Linked DNA regions of Homo sapiens: regions 2, 3 and 4 are each linked to region 1. A link is a contact called in ENCODE Hi-C or POLR2A ChIA-PET data. All regions are on one chromosome and are shown on one strand. Each heading gives the region's core, a stretch centred on a gene start or an enhancer-like site at or near the end of the contact. The rest is flanking DNA. Distances are from core to core; before and after follow the strand shown.

Region 1 (5,988 bases), core at 1,365-3,864:
TGTTCGTGCCAACAGCACAGCGGTACACTCCTTCTCTAACCCAGTTTGTCAATAGTACTATAGCATCTGTGGAAAATCTTAGAAAAAAACATTTTCTCCCCCACCCTCTCTCTTCCCTGTTAAGACCATCCCAAAATGCTTCAAGTAAAAAATAACAAGTTTAAGGGGTTAAGCACTTTTAAAGTCTGATTAAGGGGGTGGGGGGAAAAAAGAGTAACTACCAGCCATTTCTCCAATGGACATCTCTTCCACAGACCTCAACGTGAGAACTGCTCTAGTTTCTATAAACTGTAAACCTGTGGTGGTCTGATTATCCTGATATTGGATTTTCTTGTTTTCTGTTACACCTTGAGTCATTTGCCTTTAGGATTCTAGACAGACCTAAGGGAAAAAGAACTGAAAACATATTTTGCCCCCACCCCCACAAAAAAAAATACTGAAAACTCCCCCCCGCCTCAGTTACACATCCAAACTCTACATTTACAAAACGAATTCAGGGTGAGGAAGTAAAAACAGGTCATCTATTCACAAAACTGAAATACTTCATTACCCCAACTAAACATACAAACTGCTTACAGATTTGCTGAAATTGTCTCAATTTGGCTATCAAATTCATTTGGTTTTCCTCAAATTCGTGTAAAAAAAAAAAACCCACAAACTTGCCATCTACTATTTCTCCAGGACTTGGCAGTCTGCCCTCAAAAGCTTCAGACAAGATTCATGAGTATAAGCCTGAAAAAGAGAAACCTACAACACCCGGAAATCGGCCTACGTCCCCATATAAATCCCTTTACACCTCAGTACGAAACTCCCCCATTATATTAGAAAATAAATAAAAGGTTACCATAAGTAAGTTCCAGAAAAACAACATATTGCCGACCTCACGGATTTTTACCAACCACTCGCTTTCCCTGTGGCCTTGGCACACTGGCATGCTGGTCTAGGATCCTCTACGCACAACGCCTGCTCGCCTCCTCCGTGTGGTTGCCAAGCCAAGCCGCCTGCTACCTTCATCACCAAATTGCACTCGCTCCTTCCTGGAATCCTTTTTCCTAGCTTCACCACCAAATCGTTAGCGCTCCTTCCTTCTTCCTAGCTTCCTTCACCAAATCGCACTGGCTCCTGGACTCTTTTCCTATCTTCACCACGAACTGCTGCTTGCTCGCTTGCTCCTCAGTCCTAGCTTCATCAAACACTGGTTCCTGGAATCCTGTCTGCTGCTGTCTTCCTAGATTCACTGAATCCACTTCTGTGTAGCACCTGGGTCAGCTGTCAATTAATGCTAGTCCTCAGGATTTAAAAAATAATCTTAACTCAAAGTCCAATGCAAAAACATTAAGTTGGTAATTACTCTTGATCTTGAATTACTTCCGTTACGAAAGTCCTTCACATTTTTCAAACTAAGCTACTATATTTAAGGCCTTCCAAATTCTTCTAACTCTTCCAAAAGCCTTCTGCCTTAGTTTTTTTTAAATTACACCAGTCCTTTTAGTAGCTTTTTGATGTGATTTTTAACCAACTTCCCCTTCTAGCTTCAAGTATTCTTCTAAATTGGTTCTGGTCTACGTAAACACCCTCATCTTCTCAAGCTTTACCTTCTAACTTCTGCACCACCAGAAATTAAATTGATGGGCTTTTAAAATAAATTGGTTACCAATAATTTCCTCATTTTTTCAGTGCTATTTTATCCAATTTTTGGCTTTATATTTTTCTATCTTCTATACTTCTCCAATACTTGTCTTAGCTTGTTTTTCATTTTCTATCTGAAACTCTTGACAATATTTTCATTTTCTATCTTGTTTCTATCTTCCAATTTTCTTCTAAGTTTGTACATTTTGCCCTTAGCTTTTTGTTTCCTAGCTTGTCTTTTTTCTTCTGCTTCCTACTTTTCAGGTTTAAATTTATCTTTTTTCTTCTAAAAGTATGTTTTTATCTTCTAATTTCCCTATCTTCTCTATTCTTTTCTTCGCCTTCCCGTACTTCTGTCTTCCAGTTTTCCACTTCAAACTTCTATCTTCTCCAAATTGTTTCATCCTACCACTCCCAATTAATCTTTCCATTTTCGTCTGCGTTTAGTAAATGCGTTAACTAGGCTTTAAATGACGCAATTCTCCCTGCGTCATGGATTTCAAGGTCTTTTAATCACCTTCGGTTTAATCTCTTTTTAAAAGATCGCCTTCAAATTATTTTAATCACCTACAACTTTTAAACTAAACTTTAAGCTGTTTAAGTCACCTTCATTTTAATCTAAAAGCATTGCCCTTCTATTGGTATTAATTCGGGGCTCTGTAGTCCTTTCTCTCAATTTTCTTTTAAATACATTTTTTACTCCATGAAGAAGCTTCATCTCAACCTCCGTCATGTTTTAGAAACCTTTTATCTTTTCCTTCCTCATGCTACTCTTCTAAGTCTTCATATTTTCTCTTAAAATCTTAAGCTATTAAAATTACGTTAAAAACTTAACGCTAAGCAATATCTTAGTAACCTATTGACTATATTTTTTAAGTAGTTGTATTAATCTCTATCTTTCAAAGAGAAAAAAACTTATCTGCGGTTTCCTCAAGCTCCGCCTGCCCCCTCAGCAGAAGCCCCTGCGCTGGCTGCCTCAATGCCTACCGCACAGCTCGGGCGAGGCGTATTTATAGACGGAGAACAACTCGCATCACCGGAATTCGATCACCTTCCGCCGCCTTTGTGAGGGAGGCAAAAAGTAGTTCTTCGGTTAAAAATAGGTTCTAGTTTTACTTTTCTAGATTTTTCTTAACAGCTTATGGAACTTGAATGCAAACTACACATGCAGAAATACTTAAATTACTAGCGTGTGGAAAGATTTGAGCTGCAAACTTTAGACAAAAGAAACATGGAAATCATATTTTAAACGGGTCATCAAACACCTCACAAAACCCCCGGAACTTTTAAAATACCTCTTAAAGCACTTCTTGTGTTCTCTTGAGGGACAGTAGGTATAGTTTACCACCTTTTGAAGGAAGATTAAAGTGTGATAGTTCAGGGCTTTACTTTCCATTACGCAACTGAGCCCCAGCCTTGCAGGGACGGTTGAGAAGTGGCAAAATGGCGGACTTTCTCCCCCAACTGCTTGCAGTCCTGCGACTTGCTCCCAAGACAGCCACACGTTTTGCTTTTTTGTTCGAGAAATCGGAGCAGCACGGGCTGTCTGCTTGGGAAATCTTAGAAACGTGAAAACCCACTCTTGGAAAACGCCTCAATCCCACACCACAGAGCTGCTCCCCGCCTGAGCCCCGGGGGCCGTTGGCTGCCAGTGGCCCACTCTGATCTGCGGCCCCCCAGTTGCCGCCAGCCCCCCACGGCCCGCACGGAAATTTTTCTACCGTTTTTCAGCTTCCAGGCTCTCCTGAAAGTGCTCACAAGGCAAATCGCCATGGAAAGCGAGTTCAAGTGGCCTTTTAAAGTAGACCAACTAAGCGAATGGCTTTGTCTCCGAAGACACAGAGACCTTGGGCAGCCAGTCAGGGACACACCCAGAAGTGTTTACACTGCTCTGGGTCTGCTTTTTTAGGGGTTTTTGTTTTGCAGATTCTGTGTTATGCCTGGTTAGGTATGAGCTTCAGACCTTCTGAACCGGAGCAGGAAGAAAAATAAAAGCTTTCCTCCAAACCCCAAGACCAAACTGCAGAGTTTGAGTGGTTTTATCTAAATACCACCACCTGGAATGGCCAGCCTATAAGGACAGCTAAGATAGCAGCACAACTCGTCGCTGCGTCCCAAGGACTCTGGGAAACCTGGGCTCCCGGAGGCGTCAGAGGGGACCTGCCTTCAGGCGAGCTGAGGCTTCCCGGCGCCGGGCTTCTGCGTTGCTAAAATGGCGCTGCGCTTAAGAGGGCAGGAGAGGCCAGTTGCGGGGCCCCAGTCCTTTACAGAAGTCTCGGGCTGCAGGCTGCGGAGGGGAGAGCGGGGGCGGGGAGGGACTGCGCAACCGGTGGGGCTGCGTCAGGGACAAACGCCGGGGGAGGGGCGGCTCGCGAGCGCCGCGCAGGGATACGCGAGGGCCGTGAGCCGCCCTCCCTTTGTGAGGCGCTGGCTCGTGGGCGGGCGCCACTGGTTCTAACCGGCTCTAGCCGGTCCTGGCCGCCTTCCCGGAGCTGTGGCGGTTGGCGCAGCGCGTGACTGCGCACGCGCGCCCCGCCCTAACGCCTGTGCCTGTTCTGGGGAATGGCATGGGGGCGGGGTGGCAGCTGGCCTGGGAACTTCTCGGTCGCTACTCTGCGCTGTCACTGCACTTGGGGGCTGGTCTTTCTTTCGTGGAGCTGCTGCCCAACTTCCATTTTCAGTCTAGGTCTTCCTTTCCCACCTCTCTCCTGTCCTTTGTCATTTCCTCCATATAGTCTCGACGTCATCCATTAATTTAAAATCAGAACACAAACCTCGTGTAGCTATCAAGGGCCATGGCATTATTGTAAAATATCTTCGTCGTTTGTATGTCACCAGGTCTTACTAGTCTAGAATTCTCGGGGCAGAAGTGGTCTCAGGCTGACCTTGCAGCAGCCTAATTTTTTAGAAAAGAAACTGAAGCAATGACCTAAAATGGAGAGTTCCAGGGCACACAAAGCTTGGAGCTGGACGGGGTGGTGACACCCACCCTCTCCGCTCCCTCACCCCCGGGTCTTTGGAACCTGTATCCATGGCTTGTTTTTAGGCAGTCAACTCCGAGGGGAGAGATTAGTGACGCTGTATAGGTTAGGATGGCAAAACTAACACAATGATACAGCAACTCTATGAAGTTGATTTCTAAAACTCCTTTGGCTCCTGTAAATGATGCAGGTTGTGTACGGTGTTGGGGAGCTGCCCTGGGGGCTCCAGGAAATGAGGGTCCTGTTTTCTGGGCCAACTCCCTGTCCCCACCTGCCCACATAAAGCAGGGCCTGTTGAAGCAGCTGTTCTCAATTGACGCTGGTGAAACTGTTCTTGTTTTCTTTTCTTTTCTTTTTTATTTTTAAGCCTGTAAGAGTGGAATATTACTGAGATGCAGCCGGATCCCTTCAGGCACAGTCCTGATGCTTGCTCTGGGGTTGGAAATTTTTTAGTAGAATTTTATCGCTGGATGAAGGAAAACTGAGGCAGGTCACCTCGTTTCGCAAATGGGGATTTGGGGGCCTGGAGATTTTGTGATTTGCCTGAAATGACACACAGCTAATTAATAGCAGAAGCTGTTCTTGAATCCCAGATTTTCCACGTCCTGCTGCCTCCCTTCCTCTCCAGCACTTCTGTCAGTCTCTCCAACTGCGGTTTTTCTATATCTGGGGGAGGACCTAGGACCTGCTCTGTACTCTCTGCTCTCTCCTTCACTCTAGAGCGAGTGAGATGAACGTTAAGAGCCCTAAAATGCTTTAAATTATTGTCAGTGTCACTGCATTAATTTCCATTACCTTGACAGATTACAGAATGTTTCTTTTTTTTTTTTTTTGAGACGAAGTCTCACTCTATCGCTGAGGCTGGAGTGCAGTGGCGGGATCTCGGCTCACCGTAACCTCCGCCTCCCTGGTTCAAGCAATTCACTTGCCTCAGCCTCCCGAGTAGCTGGTACTACAGGCGCCCGCCACCACGCCCGACTAATTTTTTGTAGTTTTAGCAGAGACAGGGTTTCACCGTGTTAACCAGGATGGTCTGGATCTCCTGACCTCGTGATCCGCCCGCCTCGGCCTCCCAAAGTGCTGGGATTACAGGCTTGAGCCACTGTGCCCAGCCGCCAGAATGTTGTACAGTCATCCCTTGGTATCCATGGGGCCTTGGTTCTAAAACCTCTCCTCGGATGCTAAAATCTGAAGATGCTCAAGTTCCTTATGTAACCTACAGATATCCTCCCATATCCCTTAAATCATCTCTAGTTTGCTTATAATACCTAATACAACGTAAATAATTTTTATATTGTATTAATGAGGGAGTAATAACAAGAAACGAAGTCTGTATATGTTCAATACAGATTCAATTTTTAAAAATTTTTCTTTTTTT
Region 2 (6,013 bases), core at 2,437-4,936, 530 kb after region 1:
TAAAATAAATAAAGGGACCAGGAGAGGGTAAAGTAATCCTGCCTCCAAGTCAAAGGAGTGGGACAGTAGTCAAGACCAAGGACATCCCTTGAAGGGTCAGGTGGTCAGATGGTTGTGATAAAGCACAGGATTCATGGTCCCTTGAGAGTGTCCCCGCCAGAGCTTGATTCTCAGAAGCACTTGAACTATACCCACAGCCACATGTAAAGAATGTTTCATCCAAAGTTTATCTGAGTATGGTCCCTTCTACCAGCAGCAGCAGCACCTGGGAACTTACTTGTTCAAAAGGCAAATTCTCAGACCCCCAGATCTACTAAATCAGAAACTTGGGGGCTCGGTCCAGCAATCTACAAGCCCTCTAGGTAGTTCTGATGCATGCCCACGTTTGAGAACTAATACTGGTGTAATCTGACAGGACTCCAGAGCTGGATTGCCCAGTAAACTTCCTTCATTTGAAAATTCATCAACATTCATCAAACATGGGTTAGCACCTTCTATGTGCTAGATCCCTTGTCAAGCCACATAAGAAGCCCAAAGTGGCCGGGTGCGGTGCCTCACACCTGTAATCCCACTACTTCAGGAGGCCAAGGCGGGCAGATCACGAGGTCAGGAGATCGAGACCATCCTGGCTAACACGGTGAAACCCCGTCTCTACTAAAAATACAAAAAATTAGCCAGGTGTCGTGGTGGATGCCTGTAGTCCCAGCTACTCAGGAGGCTGAGGCAGGAGAATGGCGTGAACCCGGGAGGCAGAGCTTGCAGTGAGCCGTGATCGCACCGCTGCACTCCAGCCTGGGCGACAGAGGGAGACTCCGTCTCAAAAAAAAAAAAAAAAAAAAAAAGCCCAAAGTGGTGTAAATTGCAGTTCCCACCCTCCAAGCAGACTGGCCAGTCAATACAAGGAAAGGCAAAAAAAAAAAAGGGACCTGATCTTCTGGCTAGGGGGATTACAGAGGGCTTCTCAGAGGAGGTGGCATTTGGGCTGGGCCTTGAAGGATAAGTAAGAATAAGCAGGCAGAAAATGAAAATGAAAATGAAAATGAAGAAGCCAGGTTCCAGGAACTTTTTTTTTGCGGGGGGACTCGATGTGTCCCCCAGGCCAGACTGCAGTGGCATGATCACAGCTCACTGCAGCCTTGGACCCCTGGGCTCAAGCAATCCTCCCCCTCAGCCTCCTGAGTAACTGGGAATACAGGCATGCACTTCTATGTCTGGCTATTTTTTTTATTTTTTTGTGGAGATGGAGTCTTACTATGTTGCCCAGGCGAGTCTTGAACTCCTGGCCTCAAGAGATCCTCCTGTCTCCCAACGTGTTGGGATTACAGGTGTGAACCATCACGCCTGGCCTCAGGAACATATTTCTGAGACCAAAATCCAACTTTTAAGAGCATCTTATTGCTGTAGGGATAAATTCAAGTACCTCAAGTACCTCAGCACAAGCTTCTTCGTAGTCTAGCCCCTGTGTCTCCCCTCAACCATATCTCCTGCCACTCCACACCTGTTTCTTTCTTTTTCTTTTCTTTCTTTCTTTCTTTTTTTTTTTTTTTTTTTGAGATGAAGTTTCACATTTTTTGCCCGGGCTGGAGTGCAATGGTGCAGTCTCAGCTCACTGCAACCTCCACCCCCCGATTTCAAGTGATTCTCCTGCCTCAGCCTCCAAGTAGCTGGGATTAAGGTGCATGCCACCTTGCCTGGCTGATTTTGTGGTGTGTTTTTTGTTTGTTTTAGTAGAGACAGGGTCTCACCATGTTGGCCAGGCTGGTCTCAAACTCCTGACCTCAGGTGATCTGCCCGCCTCCGCCTCCCAAAGTGCTGGGATTACAGGTGTGAGCCACTGCACACGGCCACCTGTTTCTTATAGTTAAGTAACACTGAACTTCTTGGAGACAGACACACACACAGCATGCTATTTTTTGTTGCCAGGCTTTTGCCATGTGCTGGCTGGCTTGACAGATCTGGTATATGTGCTTTGAATTCTGTTGTCATCTGCGAGCGTTGCTGTTGAAATGTTCCAGTATGGCAGGCTAAGTCTGAATCCATACGAGTCTCTTTAGCACTGTAAATTGTTTCTGAGTTAGGGTATAGGTTTATTAATTCTCAAGAATCCCAAGGGCCCATAAAAAGGTGCTCAACGTTATTAGTCGTTAGGGAAATGCAAATTAAATCTATAACTAGATACCACTACACATCTATTAGGATGGCAAAAAATTTTTAACTGAAAATATCAAGTGCTGGCAAGGATGCAGAGCAATTCTCACACTCTGCTGACGGGAGTGCAGAATGGTACAGCCACTCTGGAAAACTGCTTCGCAGTTTCTTTCTTTCTTTTTTTTTTTTTGAGATGGAGCCTCACTCTGTAGCCCAGGCTGGAGTGCACTGGAGTGATCTCAGCTCACTGCAACCTCTGCCTCCCAGGTTCAAGCAATTCTCCTGCCTCAGCCTCCAGAGTAGCTGGGATTACAGGCACGTGGCCACCATGCCCAACTCTAATTTTCGTATTTTTAGTAGAGACGTAGTTTCACCATGTTGCCCAGGCTGGTCTTGAACTCCTGACCTCGTGATTTGCCTGCCTTGGCCTCCCAAAGTGCTGGGATTACAGATGTGAGCCACCGCGCCCAGGCCCCCACTCCCCCCGATTTTTTTTTCTTTTTTGAGACGGAGTTTTGCTCTTGTTGCCCAGGCTGGAGTGCAATGGTGTGATCTCAGCTCACTGCAAGCTCTGCCTCCCGGGTTCAAGAGATTCTTGTGCTTCAGCCTCCCGAGTTGCAGGGATTACAGGTGTGCCCCACCGTGCCTGGCTAATCTTGTTTTTGCTTTGTTTTGTTTGAGACGGAGTCTTGCTCTGTCGCCCAGGCTAGAGTCCAGTGGCGCAATCTCGCAAACTCGGCTCACTGCAAGCTCCGCCTACCGAGTTCACGCCATTCTCCTGCCTCAGCCTCCTGAGTAGCTGGGACTACAGGCGCCCGCCACCACGGCTAGTTTTTTGTATTTTTTGTTATTTTTAGTAGAGACGGGGTTTCACCGTGTTAGCCAGGATGGTCTGGATCTCCTGACCTCGTGATCTGCCCTCCTCGGCCTCCCAAAGTGCTGGGATTACAGGAGTGAGCCACCGCGCCTGGCTAAGCTTGTATTTTTACAAAATAGAGATGGGGTTTCACCACATTGGCCAGGTTGGTCTCAAACTCCTGACCTTAGGTTATCCACCCACCTTGGCCTCCCAAAGTGCTGGAATTACAGGCATGAGCCACCGCGCCCGGCCCTGTCTCTACTTTTAAAAATAAGATTTAAGGAAAAAAAGTGGGAGTGCGTGTGTGTGTGTGTATGTGTGTGTAACAGGTCTCGCTTGGTCGCCCCGGCTGGAGTGCAGTGGCGCGATCTCGGCTCACTGCAGCCTCGGCCTCCTGAGCTCAAGCGATCCTAAATTTGGGGCATTAATGCCTGCCGCAGAGCATATCGCCGAGGAATAAAGGAAGGTACCCTGCATAACGCCTAGCACACAGTAAGGACTCTGCAGTCGCTAGTTCCCGACGACACCACGCTAAAGCAGGCGCGAAATAAACAATGGGCTGGTAAATCCAGGAGGGACCTGAAGGCGCCAAGGCGTCCTCTCGGTGTCGACAATGAAATGCGCACGCGCAGACCGCGGCCAGGCCTTGGAGCTGCGCCCGAAGGGGCGGTGGGAAGCGCACTTGCGCGTGCGCAGAAGGCCTGGTGGGTGCGCGGCACGAGCCCCGAAGTTGCTTAGGAGCTGGCGAGCCAGTCCCTCAAAACGACTTCGTTCGAGGTTGGCGCCCGCCTTTTTCAGAGAGCACTTCTTAGTGGGTATTCCGTCCGGGGCCACTTTTCTGAGGCCGAAGGACCCCTAGTCAGTGTGTGAGACATAGCCTGGCCGAGCCTGGGAACCACCTGGGGCTGAGGTAACGGCACACGACGGCCCGGGCCCTCGGGAAGTTGTCTTTGCGTTTCTGTTTATTTCTGAGGGAAGTTTCCGGGCCGGGCTCCACCCTCCGCCGCCGAAGTGCAGTCCCCCCTGCCCCCTGAGGTCCCTTTCTCAGCGCCGGGCTCTCGGGACACCCAGCAAGCTCGCCCAGGGTGCAGGCCGTGCCACTGCAGGGCTCCCACGGGGAGGCCGCGGGACCGGAGCGCGGGTCGCAGGCCGGGAGCGTGCGAGGTAGACCGGGGGGCTCCAGGCCTCTGTCCCCTCCTTCGGGCGAGTGACCGGCACACAGTACGGGGACCCTGCTGTCGTCCGCCGACTCCAGAGACTGCCCTTTCCCCACTCCACACCCAGCGCTTCACCCTCCTCCTCCTCCTCCTTCCCCGCCCCCCCGCAACTTCCTCCGTCCTTTTTTTTTTTTTTTTTTTTGAGGCGGGGTCTCGCTCTGTCGCCCAGGCTGGAGTTCAGTGGGGGCGATATTGACTCACTGCAACCTCCGCCTCCTGGGTTCAAGCGATTCTCCTGCCTCAGCCTCCTGAGTAGCTGGGATTACAGGCATGCGCCGCCACTCCTGGCTAATTTTTGTATTTTTGTAGAGATGGGGTTTCACCATGTTGGCCAGGCTGGTCTTGAACTCCTGACCTCAAGTGATCCACCCGCCTCTGCCTCCCAGAGTGCTGGGATTGCAGGTGCCCGCCACCATACCCGGCTAATTTTGGTGTTTTTAGTAGAGACGGTTTCACCATGTTGGCCAGACTGATCTCGAACTCCTGATTTCAGGATATCCACCCGCCTCGGCATCCCAAAGTGCTGGGATTACAGGTGTGAGCCGCTTTGCCCGGCCACACCCCACCTTCTTACCACAGACTTTCCCCAGGAACTAAAGTGCTCCTCTGGTCTATACCCACCCTCCAACCCCAGCCTAGCTGTTGCCATGAAAACAAGATTTTTTCCACTGAAACATTTCCTGTCACATCATGTCTTGATTTGAATGAGTTTCTGGCTTTCAAATGCCCGATTGCACCTTGCAAGTAAATATGAGTCATGGCACTGAGATCTCTGTGCCACTCCCCAGAGCCTTGATTGAATCTTGGCATCTGGGCAAGTGGGCAGAAAGATGCCAGCAGGTATACTTTGCCGAACATCCTTTTCTTTTTCTTTCTTCTTTTTTTCTTTTTTTTAAGACAGTGTGGGCCAGGCACGGTGGCTCATGCCTGTAATCCCAGCACTTTGGGAGGCTGAGGCAGGTGGATCACAAGGTCAGGAGATGGAGATTATCCTGGCCAACATGGTGAAACCTGGTCTCTACTAAAAATACAAAGATCAGCCGGGTGTGGTGGCAGGCTCCTGTAGTCCCAGCTACTTGGGAGGCTGAGGCAGGAGAATCGCTTGAACCCAGGAGGTGGAGGTTGCAGTGAGCCAAGATCGCACCATTGCACTCCAGCCTGGGCAACAGAACAAGACTCCGTCTCAAAAAAAAAAAAAAAAAAAAAAAGACGGAGTCTTGCTCTTGTCCCCCAGGCTGGAGTGCAATGGTGAGATTTGGGCTCACTGCAACCTCTGCCTGCTGGGTTCAAGCGATGCTCCTGCCTCAGCCTCTCAAGTAGCTGGGATTACAGGTGTCTGCCACCACACCTGGCTAATTTTGTATTTTTAGTAGAGATGGGGTTTCACCATGTTGGCCAAGCTGGTCTCGAACTCCTGACCTCAGGTGATCCACCCACTTTGGCCTCCCAAAGTGCTGGGATTACAGGCAAGTGTCACTGCGCCTGGCCCATCCTTCACTTTTTTGAACTCTAGTTCCTTCATGTATGTATCTGCAGGTAGGAAGCCAGTTTCCAGCAGTCTTATCTAGAATCTCTCTTTGGCTATCTCATTGGCATCTCAAACTTCAGCATCTCCAGATACAGACTCAACATCTTGCCTTCAAAAATTTACTTTCCAAGGCTCCTGTTTTCAGAAAATGGTGCTTTTACCTCTTCAGTTAGTTGCTCAAGCAACCAGGAGTCATCGCTCTCCCTCACCTTATCAAGTCACCAGGTCATTACTGAGGGAGGAGAATCGCTTGAACCCGGG
Region 3 (6,141 bases), core at 2,225-4,724, 570 kb before region 1:
AAAAATGTGATCAACAGAACAATTTCATTCTTTTAAAACCAGCTGTGAGTAAGCTATTCACCTATATAAAGTTTTTCAAAAGTACTATGTATTCTGGGGGAATTTAACAGATGTTAAATAAGAGCAGACACCTACCTGAAGAACAACTACACTGCTCTTTATTTAAATATCTAATACAGGAAACGGTATTTTTTTCAAAAGAAAATTATATTTTGACAGGCATCAAGAAAAGCAGCAGGACCTTCCTAACACTGTACTGTTCGAGCCCCTCTTCTCTGCCCTAAGAGACCAAATCCCATGACATTCTTATGCACACCTAACCTTAGATCCACAATCATGTTTACATTTCTAAGGGGCATGTATCTCATATATTTGTGTCCCGTTTGAGTTACATGAGACAAGAATGTTAATCCCTCCACAGAGTGCTGCATGTTGCCTATATATTCTAAACAACATGAACAAGGACACCCAGGAGACCTCAAATTAACCAGATGACTCTAATAATTGGAAAGACCAATGGCAGGCCATTTTCTCCCCACAGAGTGTTATTCTGGCCTGCAAAATGCTCAAAGAGCACATGTGTTCCACAAGGAGTGAGGAGGTACAAGGGTGATGGATGAAAAACAATGTCGGAGCAGGACAGTGGACAAGCTCAAGGACTGGTCAGTAAACGTGACGTAACTGCACACTCCCGGAATGTAAAAATAAGTCCGCCTAAGCCTCTCACAGCAAGTTAGCATAATAATTATACATTTGATCAGGATGCCTGGCTGTTTCTTAGGCTAATAATTTATTACGTGGACTTTGCAGTGACCAAAAGACCTAGGGGCAGACCAAACATCAACAGCAGTCAATGATTTCATTCACGCCCCTCTGCTGCAGCTCCTTGCCAGTAGGCTCGCGCCTTTTCAACCTAACGAGATGGAGAAGGCAGCTGCCCAAACGTCACCAAACACAGGCATGAAAGTGAAGGAGAAATGGGAAAGACTGGACCCACGTAGGAAGGAACACAGTGTTTCTATGTGTGAAAGAGGTGGGTTAGGATACTTCAGCGATAGATGGGCCTGTATAGAAAGAGAGAGGCCTGCTTAGGATCAAGAGAGGAACACCATCACATACTCAACTCTCGCTTGAGCTTGGTGTTGTGCTATGGATCTGGCCACAGCAAACTAAATTAATGTGGCTCCTGATTTCCCTAGAGAAAGGACAGAGAAAAAAAAAACAATGTGTAAATCTGTTAAGTGATGTGGAAACACAGAGTGGAAGCAGCCTGTGGAAACAATCTACTTTTGCCTAGTGAAGTCCCAGATCTATACCCTGCGAGCGGCAATCCCACCCCTCCATATGAATACAACCTAAAGAAACTTCTGCACAAGAGCACTAGGAGTCCTGGGGGGAAATGTGTGCATTACTGTGGGTGTTAAACAGGAAACAACCTACATATTCAAGAGAATTACGGTATATTCATTCACACAACAGAATACTACCCATCATGAAAATATTTAAACTATGGCTACCATACCACATGGATGATTCTCACAAACCTAATGCTGATTTAAAAAAAAATAAAAAAACCAATCAAGTCACAGAACACATACAGGATGACACCATGTACACAAACTTCAAGAACATTCAGAACTATAAAATATATAGAGATGCATTATGTAGTAAAACTAATTTTTTTCTAACAAGGGAAATGATAAACACAATTCAAAATAGTGTTTACCTTTGTAGAAGGAAGAGGGGAGACAGTCAGGAAGGGGCACCCTGAGAGCTTCAACAGAAGCGATAATGCTCTGTTCCTTAAGCTGAGCGAAACAGAAAGATGTACTCTCATCATTCCTATCTGGGATATATATATAAAACAATATTATCCAGAATAAAGGTGGGGAAAGGAAGACAGTCGAGGGGGGAGCCCAGCAATCCTCTCTAACTCTGACTTACACATCCGTCTGCCTAACCAACAGTGAGGAGACAGCCCAAGACTTCAAGGCAACAGAATCAACTCAGCTACAAGGTGACAAAAAAGAACACCTCCAGGCACTTCTCTGGGCTTTCTGGGTGAAACCAGCTCCACACACCGTCTTATTCAAGTGGCAAACTGTAAGACACAGCACCCTGTCCCCAGAGTTGGAGACAGACTGCCTTGCCAATACAAAAACAGAAAATATTCCCAAACTCAGGCCTATTTTGCCAATGGAAGGAAAGTCCCCAGATGGTTCCAACAGACAGAGAGCAATGGATTGAATTTAGGAACAAGGCAGTAATTTCATACAGCCCTGCAGAGCTGGGAGATTCTGGGACCAGTTTTAGTGGGGGAGGGGAGGTAAAAATACACTTGAGGACACATTAAATAGGGCCCCAAAACTAAGAGCCTAGCGCTTGGGACAGAACGTGTGTAATATGAAGTTCAAATGAACATGTGTGCCGAAGGCTAATGAGAAGCCCCTAGGGTGATTATATGAGCTTTACCTGCAAGAGGTGACAATCGAGTTTGGCACATGCTGAGTCTATTGGGAAATAATAATATCAAGAGATCTATACCACATCCATGTATGTACAGCTCCCGGCGCCGGCGAGGCAGGAGAGTGACTTACTCAGGGAAACTGACTGCCAGGAAGGCCGGATTCGGTCAGCCCAATCGGAGAAAGCCCGGGGCCGAGGCCAGAAGGTCCCTCGGGGAGGACAGAAGGGTGGTCCCGGCCCCAGGCAGAAGGTGGGGCTGCCAGGAGAGGGCGGGTCCCCGTGGCAGGAGTCCCGGGAGGCCTGGCTGGAGCCAGGCCGGGCCGCGGGACAGTCGGGGAGATGGAGGGCGGGGACCCCATGGGCGCTGGGGCGGGGAGGGCTGGGCCCCGGCGGCCACCCCGCTCCCCCGGCGCCCCGCCGCACCCTCCCGCGCTCACCTAGGCACGCAGCTGGACGAGCTCCGGTCCACCTCCCAGGTGGCGTACAGGTTCATCTGCACCGGGGCGGGGGTGCGGCCTGGCCCCGGGCCACCGGGAGGCGCGGAGCCCGAGGCCACCGCCACGGCCATGGAGGTGGAGGTAGACGAGGACGAGGAGGAGGCAGCCGCCGCCGAGGTGGACGAGGACGACGAGGTGGCCTGGGCCAGCTTGGGGGGCGTCGGCTGCTGCGGCGGCTGCTGCTGCTGCTGCTGCGGCGGCGGCTGCTGAGGGGACTGGGCGACCCCGGATCCCCGCTGGCCGCTGCCGCCCCCGGCGCCTCCGGGACCACCGCCCGCCCCTCCGCGTTCCGCCATGGCCCGGCTAGGCGGGGGTTACGGAGGCCGAGGCGACGCCGATCTGGCTCCCAGGCTTCCCCCGCGGCGGCGGCGGCGGGGGCGCGGCAGCCTCCTCAGCCCGCCTGCCCGAGCGCGAGCAGCCAGCGAGCTGCACGCACGCGCGGGGCCTCTGGGCGCGCGGGCCTCGCGCTCGACCGCCGCTGCCTGTTGCGGCTCGCGAGGCCGACACGGGTGGGCGTGTCCGGGAGGGGGCGGGGAGCCCGGCCCGCGCGGCCCCACCCAGCGCGGAGGGGCCGGGCCGGGCGCGCTCGCGCCCTGCGTGCAGCCACGCGCGCCCCTCGCTCCCGCGGAGTAGAAGGGGTGGTCTGTGGCCAGCGCGCGCCCACGGGTCCTGCCCTCAAATCCGCTGCCAGTCTGCCCCCGCTCCTCCCCTCCCCGCCCACGGCCGGCCGCGGCCCCGCCAGCGGAAACCCGGCTTTTCCGGGATTCGGTCCCTGCAGGGAGGGGGCCGCCGCGGGAGCGCGCCTCGGCCCCTCGGGTCTTCGGAGCCAATGCGGAACCCGCCCCCAGCGGTGGGGGTCTGCCCGGGGAAGCCGGCTCTCCGCCTGCCGACCTAGCCCTGCCCTGCGGCCCCGGCAAACAGAGAGGTCGGCGGAGACCCGGGGCCCGCTGCCACCGCGGGTGCCTGTGATCCGGGAAGTTCCCGCCCCGAGGGCAAGCGGGGGCTCAGGGACCTGGAGTCCAGAAGGTTCTTCGCATAAGTGAATTCTCAAGCTACCCCGGGGCCCATCTGGAGCCAACCTTCCTCTTCTTTCCCTACCCCCCAAATGCCTCTTTAGAGTGCCAGTGCTTTGTTGCTTACCAAATTTCTAAAATTCCATTCCTCCTAAGGCCTAGCTCAGCTGCCACGTCCTATCTGGATCATGCCCCCCACAACCCCGAGACCATCTTGAACCCTCCGGCAAGTGAGCGCCTCCACTGGTGCACTTAAACACCAACAGTAGTACAACAGCAGCGCATGACTACCCTCCCCACAGGCTGGCAAATGCCCATGGGAGCCAGTGATCCAGCCTGCTCTAGTCTGTCAGAAAGGCTGCTCAGGACCAGATTACAACCTGGAGAAAGTAAGTCCCCCCATCCCACATACAAATCCCAAACCCCAGCGACTAGTGTTGCTTGAACCCAAGGGTTCATATGGACTCAAGACAATTTAGCTTTTGAGCTATGTTGTCGCACAGGTAAGGACTTGAACTTCTGGTCACAAGGTCAGTTGGGAAGGCCTGCCCTGGCCTACTTCCCAAGCCCACTGTTACTTCCTCTGCCGCGCTAGGGCGCTAATCTGGCTATTTTTACTCCCCAAGGACAAAGTAGTAAGGTCAAACCAGACCTAGAGGTACTTCCCCCAAGCCTTCCTACAAAGCAGGGCAGTGGTGAAACACAGATTTCAGCCTGGGGTTGGCGTCACCACCAGTCAAATGCGCCGTCTAATCCCAGTTTATGTTCGTGGTTACTGGGGCAGCCCAGTGATTGTAGAAAGAGACTATTTTAGTCCTTTTGCAAGAAGGGGCTAAAAGGAGATGAGGGAGGCTCAGGAGTGTTAAATATTCATCTCTTTCCTTGGGAAACAGCTTTATTTACAAAACAGGTCTAAAATAAGAACATGAAATGACAAGTCCTTGGGAACTGCGGGAGAGGTGGTTCTTGTGTGAAGCCCAGGCATCCAGACGTAGGGCCAAAAAAAGGGCTAGTGTGAGGGGACCTAAAACTTGAACTCCTTATATTTCTTGCTGCCCCCACGGCTGTCCTGGGGCTGAGCTTTCCGTTTTTTTTGCTGTATAGGGAGAAAGAGACACAGGTTAAGACAGGTTGAACCACCCCCGGACCCCCAAAACAAGGGTGGGCAGCCTGACATAGACATAGAAGTCTGTGGGAAAGGCGCTGAATCTGAATTCTCTTCGAGCTCCCTCTCAGACTTGGCTGAGTTCCTCCCCCTCATCGTCCTTAAAGAGGGCAGCCCACTGGAGGATTTCTAAGACTTCCAAATCTAAGGAAGCACAGAGCAGCAAGCAGAGGCCACCCTCACTCTCACCACTAGAGGGCACCATGCCACTGAAAACGGCAGGCCAGGGTCCCTGGCTCTCACCCAGCCCAGCGCCCCTGGAAGCGCCTACCTTCTGTTTGGCAGCGTGCTCAGCCACCATGTCACTGAAGTCCTCCTTCTCTACTTGAGCCTGCTGCTCCCGCACATGCTCCTCATACTTCTGGGTCATGGCCATAGGATCCAGCTCCAACTCTTCAGGCGCCAGCGCCACTTCCACACCTTGCAGCTCAGGAGCCGGGCCCTTCCGGCTCATAACCTGGAAAGGAGATCAGGGCCTGGTCATCTCCAAAGAGTCAGAGAAGCCCTAGCTTCTGCTGCCTTTCTCAGCCTCCAAAAGCAGTATCCTCCAAGTACTCACCGTGGACATGTCATAAATGTGGGTTGATCCCATCATGGCCCCTCCAACAGTGGCTGTTCTCTTCTCTGGCAACACAGTGAAGAGCTGAGGTGTCTCACTTCTGCGAAGGACAATGGGATCAGGCCCAAAAAGCAAGGGACAAAAGGGTCTCCAGAAGCGGAAACAAAAGATACAGGTGGCACCTCCACTCAGCGCCTTGGAGAGCTTCTGAGCTCCCCAAGGATGCAGCCTCTGCAGTTCTGCCCATGACAGAAAAGAATTGGGCGGGGGGGTGGCACAGTGCTGACTCCAGGGAACACAGATGGAGCTAAGGGGCCCCCTGAATCAAGTCAAGGGATCACAGACCAGGACTCCCACATGCACATAAGGGTCAAAAGGTCAGAGAGGCTCAAAGTTTCCAAAAGAACTTTGGTACAGAGAAGCTGGCAAGATAGAGCAGGC
Region 4 (6,309 bases), core at 2,950-5,449, 550 kb before region 1:
TCTACTTTTCAGAGAGTTTTCTTCCCCAAAAGATTAAATTATACAGAAGAAACTTTTGAGCTCTTTTCTTATATCCACCCCTCAAGATCCAGCACAATCTGGGCAAAGACAGTACTTTACCCACAGGTCCAGACTTGTGGCTTTTTTTTTTTTTTTTTTTTTTGAGACAGAGTCTGGCTCTGTTGCCTAGGCTGGAGTACAGTGGCATGATCTCAGCTCACTGCAACCTCGGCCTCCCCAGCTCAAGCCATCCTCCCACCTCAGCCTCCCAAGTAGCTGGGACTACAGGCATGCGCCGCCACACCTGGCTAATTTTTGTATTTCTGAGAGACAGGGTTTCATTATGTTGGCCAGGCTGGTCTCGAACTCCTGAGCTCAAGCGATCCACCCACCTCAGCCTCCCAAAGTGCTAGGATTACAGGTGTGAGCCACGGCACCCAGCTCATACTTGTTGCTTTTTAACACTTACTTTTTAATACTCCTGAGTAACCCACTGGGTAATGACTGATGCAATGCACCTCTGGGGCCAAACATCTTATATAACATTCCCAGACTTACAGTCCTATTCTGTCTAAATCCAATACAAATAACTCAATTACCCAGAGTCCTATCTAGAATGATGTCATGTAAGGCGAGCAGAGGTCAGCAGGCTCTTTTTATAATAGGTCAGAAGGTAAATATTTTAGGCTTTATGGGTTGCTGTACAGACTCTGGTACATATTTTTGGTTTGGGTTTTCTTATAACCCTTAAAAAATTTTAAAGTTATTTTTAGCTCATAGGCCATACACATGCAGGCCACAGGTCATAGTTTGTCAATTCCTGAACTTCAAGAAAAATTGAAAGCTTTGGAAGATACTAGAACTTAGTTGAGAACAAAGTAGCCTCCAGGGAAAACTTGAATGGTGCACTCTAAGCACTATAAATGACAGCCAACTGACTGGACCACGAGGTCAAAGGTTAGGGGGAGGGGTATTACCCGCTTCTGCTGCTCCAAGAGCTCATGTTCCTTCAGCGAATGATCTCCCTGCTTAAAAAAGAAAACAAGTTCATACCAGCACCAATACCCAACACGCCAATCTGCCACAACTCTTGCTTCTTGAGATCCTCTTCCAGTCAAGGGCCCATGTTCCAATCTTTAGTCCCGACCTTCCCAGAAGCCTTAGTTCTAGGACCCAGCTTTCTCTAAGGCTCCACTGCCCCTTCAGGGACCTAATGAGTCCAAGGCCAGGGCTGCCACCTGCCCTACCTGCTTGGCACGCTCCTCCTGCTGCATCAGCAATGCCGCCTGCTGCTGAGCCAACTTCAGCCGCTCCTCCTCTGACAGTGCCACTGGCTCACCCACACGGAGAGGAGGCGGGGGCCCCAAATTTGGTGGGTGGGCCATAGGAAAGCCAAGGCCAAGGCCTGGTGGAGGTGGTGGGGGTGGCGGAGGAGGCTGCAGAGGGGGGAGTCCCAAAGGTGGTGGTGGCATGGGAATTCCAGGGAGCTGTGGAGAAAATATGATCATAAAACTAGGAAGCATTTATCTACTCATTCTGCAAATATCTGGGGGATCTACTTTGAGTCAGGAGCTGGAATTCTAAGTCAAATGATACATAGTTACCACTCCATAAGAGAGAATGCTCCACAGCTCTATAAAGATATGAGAATGTTAACTTCTGGCACCAACCAAAGGAAGCTATCCACTCTCTCCAAAAAGATATCCTGAATATAGATTCTGCATACAATTCTAGGAGACTCAAAGACGCCTCTGAGGCCATCTAGGGACTCCTCATCCTACACACAGAGATCAGTAGATGCCAGGTCAGAGCCACTGCTTTAGAGAAAATGAGGCAAATCCTGGATCAGAAGGAACATGGAAATTGAGAGGACTTACATAAACAGGAACCACTGTATCTGGGCAATGCAAACCCCAATGACTACTAAACGCAAGGGGTGTGAAATCAAATCAGGGAGCCCTCGATGTCACACAAAAGAACATGGGAACTGTGCCTGGGGCAGGCAAAGAAAAGGGTGATTGCTTCCAGCTGGGTAAGGACAAGTCAGTCTTCCTTGTATTCAAGCTGTATTTTTTTTTTTTTTTTGAGACAAGAGTCTCGCTCTGTCACCCAGGCTGGAGTGCAATGGCGCAATCTCAGCTCACTGCAACCTCCGCTTTCCAGGTTCAAGCAATTCTCGTGCCTCAGCCTCCCAAGTAGCTGGGATTACAGGCACCTGCCACCATGCCCGGCTAATTTTTATATTTTTAGTAGAGACAAGGTTTCACCATGTTGGCCAGGTTGGTCTTGAACTCGTGACCTCAAGTGATCGCCCACCTCAGCCTCCCAAAGTGCTGGGATTACAGGCATGAGCCACCATGCCCTGCCTCTTTTTTTTTTTTTTGAGACAGTCTCGCTCTATTGCCCAGGCTGGAGTGCAGGGGCTTGATCTTGGCTCACTGCACCGTCCACCTCCAGGGTTCAAGTGATTCTCCTGCCTCAGCCTCCCAAGTAGCTGGGATTACAGACATGTGCTACCACGCCCAGCTAATTTTTGTATTTTTAGTAGAGAGAGTTTCGCCATGTTGGCCAGGCTAGTTTCAAACTCCTGACCGCAGGCGATCCACCTGCCTTGGCCTCTCAAAGTGCTGGGATTACAGACATGAGCCACCACGCCCTGCCTCTTTTTTTTTTTTCCTATTTTTTGGTTTAATTTTATTTTATTGTAAGTTTTCGGGTACATGTGCAGTATGCGCAGGTTTGTTACATAGGTAAATGTGTGCTATGGTGGTTTGCTGCACCTATCAACCCACTGCCTAAGTATTAAGCCTGGCATGCATTAGCTATTTTTTCTGACACTCTCCCAGCCCCTCCCCCATCACCTCCCCCCTTTTTTTTTTAAAGAAGCAAAGTCTCATTCTGTCACCCAGGATGGAGTACATGGAGTACAGTGGCGCAACCAGAGCTCACTGCAGCCTCCAACCCCAGGGCTCCAGCAATCCTTGAGCCTCTTTATAGGGACTTTATAGGCGCGTGCCACCGTGCCCAGCTAATTTTTAAAATTTTTTGTAGTAACAGAGTCTCACTATGTTGCCCAGGCTGGTCTCGAACTCCTGGCTTCAAGCGATCGTCCCATCTAAGCATCCCGAAGTGGTGGGATTACAGGCATGCGCCACTGCACCCGGCCACAAGCTGCTTTTGGAGAAGCAGACAGTGGAAAAGGAGGCAAGTGTCAGCATCAAAGAGAGAACTGAAGAGCTCACAATTCTGTCATGGCAGTACCTCCCTGCCCAACAACTGCAAGTGAGAGGAAGGGCTACCCTGAACATATGGAATCTTTTTTTTTCCCCACTCAGGTCAGGCGAGTAATGTGCAAGGGTGTCACATCTCACACATGCACGTGAACACCCAATCATCATGCTCATGAACTACAAAAGGATCAGCAGATGGAATCTTAAAAAACAGAAGAATCTCCCTACCTGTGCCGACATGGGAGGTGGAGCGGCTTTGTCCCCATCTTCCCCTCTCAAAACCGGCCGATTCAGCACGATGCCAGTCTGCAAAAGAGAAAGGACTCTAGGTCAGTCCAAAACTAGCTGTTTCACTAAACGACGTTCGCTCCCAATTCATTCAACAAAACGTACCCAGTGCCTGTCTGCCAGCGCTCTGGCTGGGCACTGAAGAGGACCAAGATGGATACAAGAAATTACAACTAAGCTGGCAAAGGCAAGAACAAGCTAAAAAGGGCAAGCCTCCGCCTTGCTGTGCCGAGATAAAGAAAGAATGAAGACCGAGCCGTGATGGGGTATATAAGGTCTCCTGGAGAAGCTCGGCCTATCCTGACGTCCCGCCGCCAACACCTACCTGGCGGGTGTAGCTCTGCAGCCGCTCCACCAGCTCCTCGCGATTACCTGCAGGGCAAAGTACACGATCAATGGGGCAGGCCAGCCCGGCCAGGTCAGGCCCCAGCGGCCTGCCTCCGCCCCTCGCACCCGAGTCTCCCGGGTAACCAGGCTCCGCTTCTCCGCAGGCCCGTAAAGGCCCCTCGACTTCCTGTGTTCCTCACCCTGGATCGGAGCTCCGATCTCTGCCAACTTGGCCTGAAGCTCCTGGGCAGCCCAGGCGCCATAGTGGCCTGGAGGTGGCGGCGGCGGCAGCTGCAATTCTGCTTTGGGAGGCTCGGGATGCTCCGTCGCCATCTTAGCCGCAGGAAGGCGCGCGACCAACCCGGAAGCTGGGGCCAGCCTCAGGGCCCACTTGCCGGAACTTCCGGTGGCGCCGTATGCCACGTCCTCTCTGGTTGGGAGGCGACGCGCACTCAGGCACACCCGCTGCCGTGCGCTGGGCGACGGGATTCGCCGCAGACGCACCTTTCTCTAGTGGCCCCTCGGCGGTCTGGTCGCGAGGCCTCCTGGGAGTTGTAGTGCGCAGGTCTCGGTCTCTGCGGGCCCTGCGCGCCGCTACGGCCCCGAAGGCCGGCGGCGGGCCGGAGGGCGGGGCTGCGAGGAGGGCTGGCACTTCCCCGAGGGAGTGTTTTCTGCGCCTCACCTGCGGGAGCGAAGGCTCTCAAGCTTTCCGGCCCGGCCCTCCGGTCAGATCCTCGAACGCTTACGCTCCCAGGGAGTCCCGAGAGACTCATTTCCCCGGCGGCCCCGCGTTGCGGGCGCCAAGCGGGAGGCTGGAGCCGATGCCTGGGATAAAACAGTGTCTGATTGTCTGCCCGCCCACCCCCGGCCCAGGCCCGGATGAATGGGCTGAAAGGGGATCCAAGCCGGGAGAGCAGCAGGCCTGCCCGGGCTGAGCTCCAGCTGCCGACCTGGGGGAAGGGCGACTCTAAAGCCCCCTTTTCCACCTTCCAGGCCGGCTCAAATGTCGTCTTCTCCACTAAGCCTCCTCCCGCTTTCCTTTCCTTTCTTAGAGCTCCCATAATACGTTCGAATCTCCACCGTTTGTTAAGTCTTTCTTGCCCTTTCTTCCTACCTCTATCCCAAAAATGTGAGCAGGGACTTGATCATTTTCAGTCTCGCATCGCCTGGCGTTCAAGAGGCGCCCAATAAATGATTACTGGAAAAAAAGGAACAATGTTTCTGGTGAAAGCATTTGTGTCTTTTTTAGTCTCAAAAATAAACTCAGGCCCTTTTCCCTCAGCCGCACCTGCACTGGGGGCCCCACCTTGCCTCCCACTCCCCACCCCAACTCCCCTTGGCCTTTGGAGACAGAGGCAGAGACTGGCAGGGATTCTTGCCTGCCTAGCATCCACCTCTCCCTGTCCCACACCATCAATTCAGTTTCTCTCCCCACCTCTGCCACTAGCTCTGCCCTCTCACCAACAGCTAGCCTGTGTGTGTTTTTTATGTGTGTTGAGAAAGGGAGTGGGGAGACTCAAGTGAAATGGTCTCATTTTCCCCCTACACATCCCCTTCAGATCTTTTCTCCAGCTCCATTTTGCCAACTGCCCCCAGTGGAGAAGAAGCTGGGAACAGGGAAAAAAAAAGAATGGGGCACCAGGTCGGGGGAAGGTGAGGTTTGGGAGAGACAGGGAAAAGGACTGGGTTGAGAAAGGTTGGCTCACATCCTAGCACTGGGTGGGAAGTCCTCTTCCTCCTACCCAAACCTTGACCTTTCCCCTTTCCATCAATATCACTATGGGAGGCTCCTGCAGCCACACTCCCAGAGGAGAAGCCAAACCCGGAAAGGACAGTAACGAAGACAGAAAAACAGCGCCCTTCCCTCCAGCTTGTCAGCCCACTCAGGCAGAACCTTTCTAGCCCAAAGGAAGGCTCTTCTGCTCCCTGTAACTGGAGAGCCCAGGGCAGGTCATCTGAGGCTGAGGGCCCCAAGGCATGTGTAGGTGCTAGGGAAGGGGGCGGGGTCTCTGAGGCAGGATAAACTAAAGGCTGATGGAGTCTCATTTTATTTATTTATTTTTTATTTATTTATTTATTTTTTTTTTTTTTTGAGACAGAGTCTCAGTTGCCCAGGCTGGAGTGCAGTGGCTCTATCTGCGCTCACTGCAAGCTCCGCCTCCTGGGTTCACGCCATTCTCCTGCCTCAGCCTCCCGAGTAGCTGCGACTACAGGCGCCCGCCACCACGCCCAGCTAATTTATTTGTATTTTTTTTAGTAGAGACGGGGTTTCACCGCGTTAGCCAGGATGGTCTCGATCTCCTGACCTCGTGATCCGCCCGCCTCAGCCTCCCAAAGTGCTGGGATTACAGGCGTGAGCCACTGCACCCGGCCTGGAGTCTCATTTTATAACAGCCCTGGGAAGGAGGCAAGGTCTCAAGATCCTCCTCCCCCACGATATTGTACACAGCGGAAGATTGATGGG

The links. A loop is a pair of places that touch in the nucleus more often than their neighbours do. ChIA-PET counts read pairs that join two places held with the same protein, here RNA polymerase II (POLR2A). Pooled maps may share reads with other maps.
Region 2: POLR2A ChIA-PET joins it to region 1 with 10 read pairs in CD4-positive, alpha-beta T cell. The contact joins the promoter of MAJIN here to the promoter of MALAT1 in region 1. POLR2A ChIA-PET finds 5 or more read pairs at or near these places in 2 of 52 experiments (CD4-positive, alpha-beta T cell and Panc1).
Region 3: a pooled map shows a loop between it and region 1 (4-fold over the local background). The contact joins the promoter of PACS1 here to the promoter of MALAT1 in region 1. A Hi-C loop is called at or near these places in 1 of 50 pooled maps. POLR2A ChIA-PET finds 5 or more read pairs at or near these places in 3 of 52 experiments (CD4-positive, alpha-beta T cell, T-cell and WTC11).
Region 4: a pooled map shows a loop between it and region 1 (4-fold over the local background). The contact joins the promoter of SF3B2 here to the promoter of MALAT1 in region 1. A Hi-C loop is called at or near these places in 1 of 50 pooled maps. POLR2A ChIA-PET finds 5 or more read pairs at or near these places in 2 of 52 experiments (WTC11 and activated CD4-positive, alpha-beta T cell).

What each region holds. Positions count from the first base shown.
Region 1 is chr11:65,495,671-65,501,658 of GRCh38, reverse strand. MALAT1 (metastasis associated lung adenocarcinoma transcript 1) reads right to left here and starts at 2,614. Exons shown (of 1, transcript NR_002819.5): 1 at 1-2,614. It also overlaps TALAM1. RefSeq lists enhancers at 2,724-2,803, 2,854-2,923, 3,484-3,553, 3,614-3,853, 3,423-4,622 and 3 more, a silencer at 3,894-3,953 and a cis regulatory region at 4,147-4,162.
Region 2 is chr11:64,969,781-64,975,793 of GRCh38, reverse strand. MAJIN (membrane anchored junction protein) reads left to right here and starts at 3,686. Exons shown (of 11, transcript NM_001037225.3): 1 at 3,686-3,917.
Region 3 is chr11:66,067,605-66,073,745 of GRCh38, reverse strand. PACS1 (phosphofurin acidic cluster sorting protein 1) reads right to left here and starts at 3,474. Exons shown (of 24, transcript NM_018026.4): 1 at 2,904-3,474. The coding sequence starts at 3,259. It overlaps SF3B2 (splicing factor 3b subunit 2), which reads right to left. Exons shown (of 22, transcript NM_006842.3): 20 at 5,701-5,800; 21 at 5,413-5,598; 22 at 4,438-5,072. The coding sequence ends at 5,001. RefSeq lists silencers at 2,530-2,734, 2,795-2,944, 2,955-3,084, 3,235-3,284, 3,295-3,914 and 1 more and an enhancer at 5,462-5,621.
Region 4 is chr11:66,050,254-66,056,562 of GRCh38, reverse strand. SF3B2 (splicing factor 3b subunit 2) reads right to left here and starts at 4,199. Exons shown (of 22, transcript NM_006842.3): 1 at 4,046-4,199; 2 at 3,844-3,890; 3 at 3,459-3,536; 4 at 1,248-1,487; 5 at 978-1,028. The coding sequence starts at 4,178. SNORD13F (small nucleolar RNA, C/D box 13F) reads right to left here and starts at 3,419; the gene lies at 3,335-3,419. RefSeq lists enhancers at 3,992-4,161, 4,782-4,831, 4,650-5,201 and a silencer at 4,372-4,581.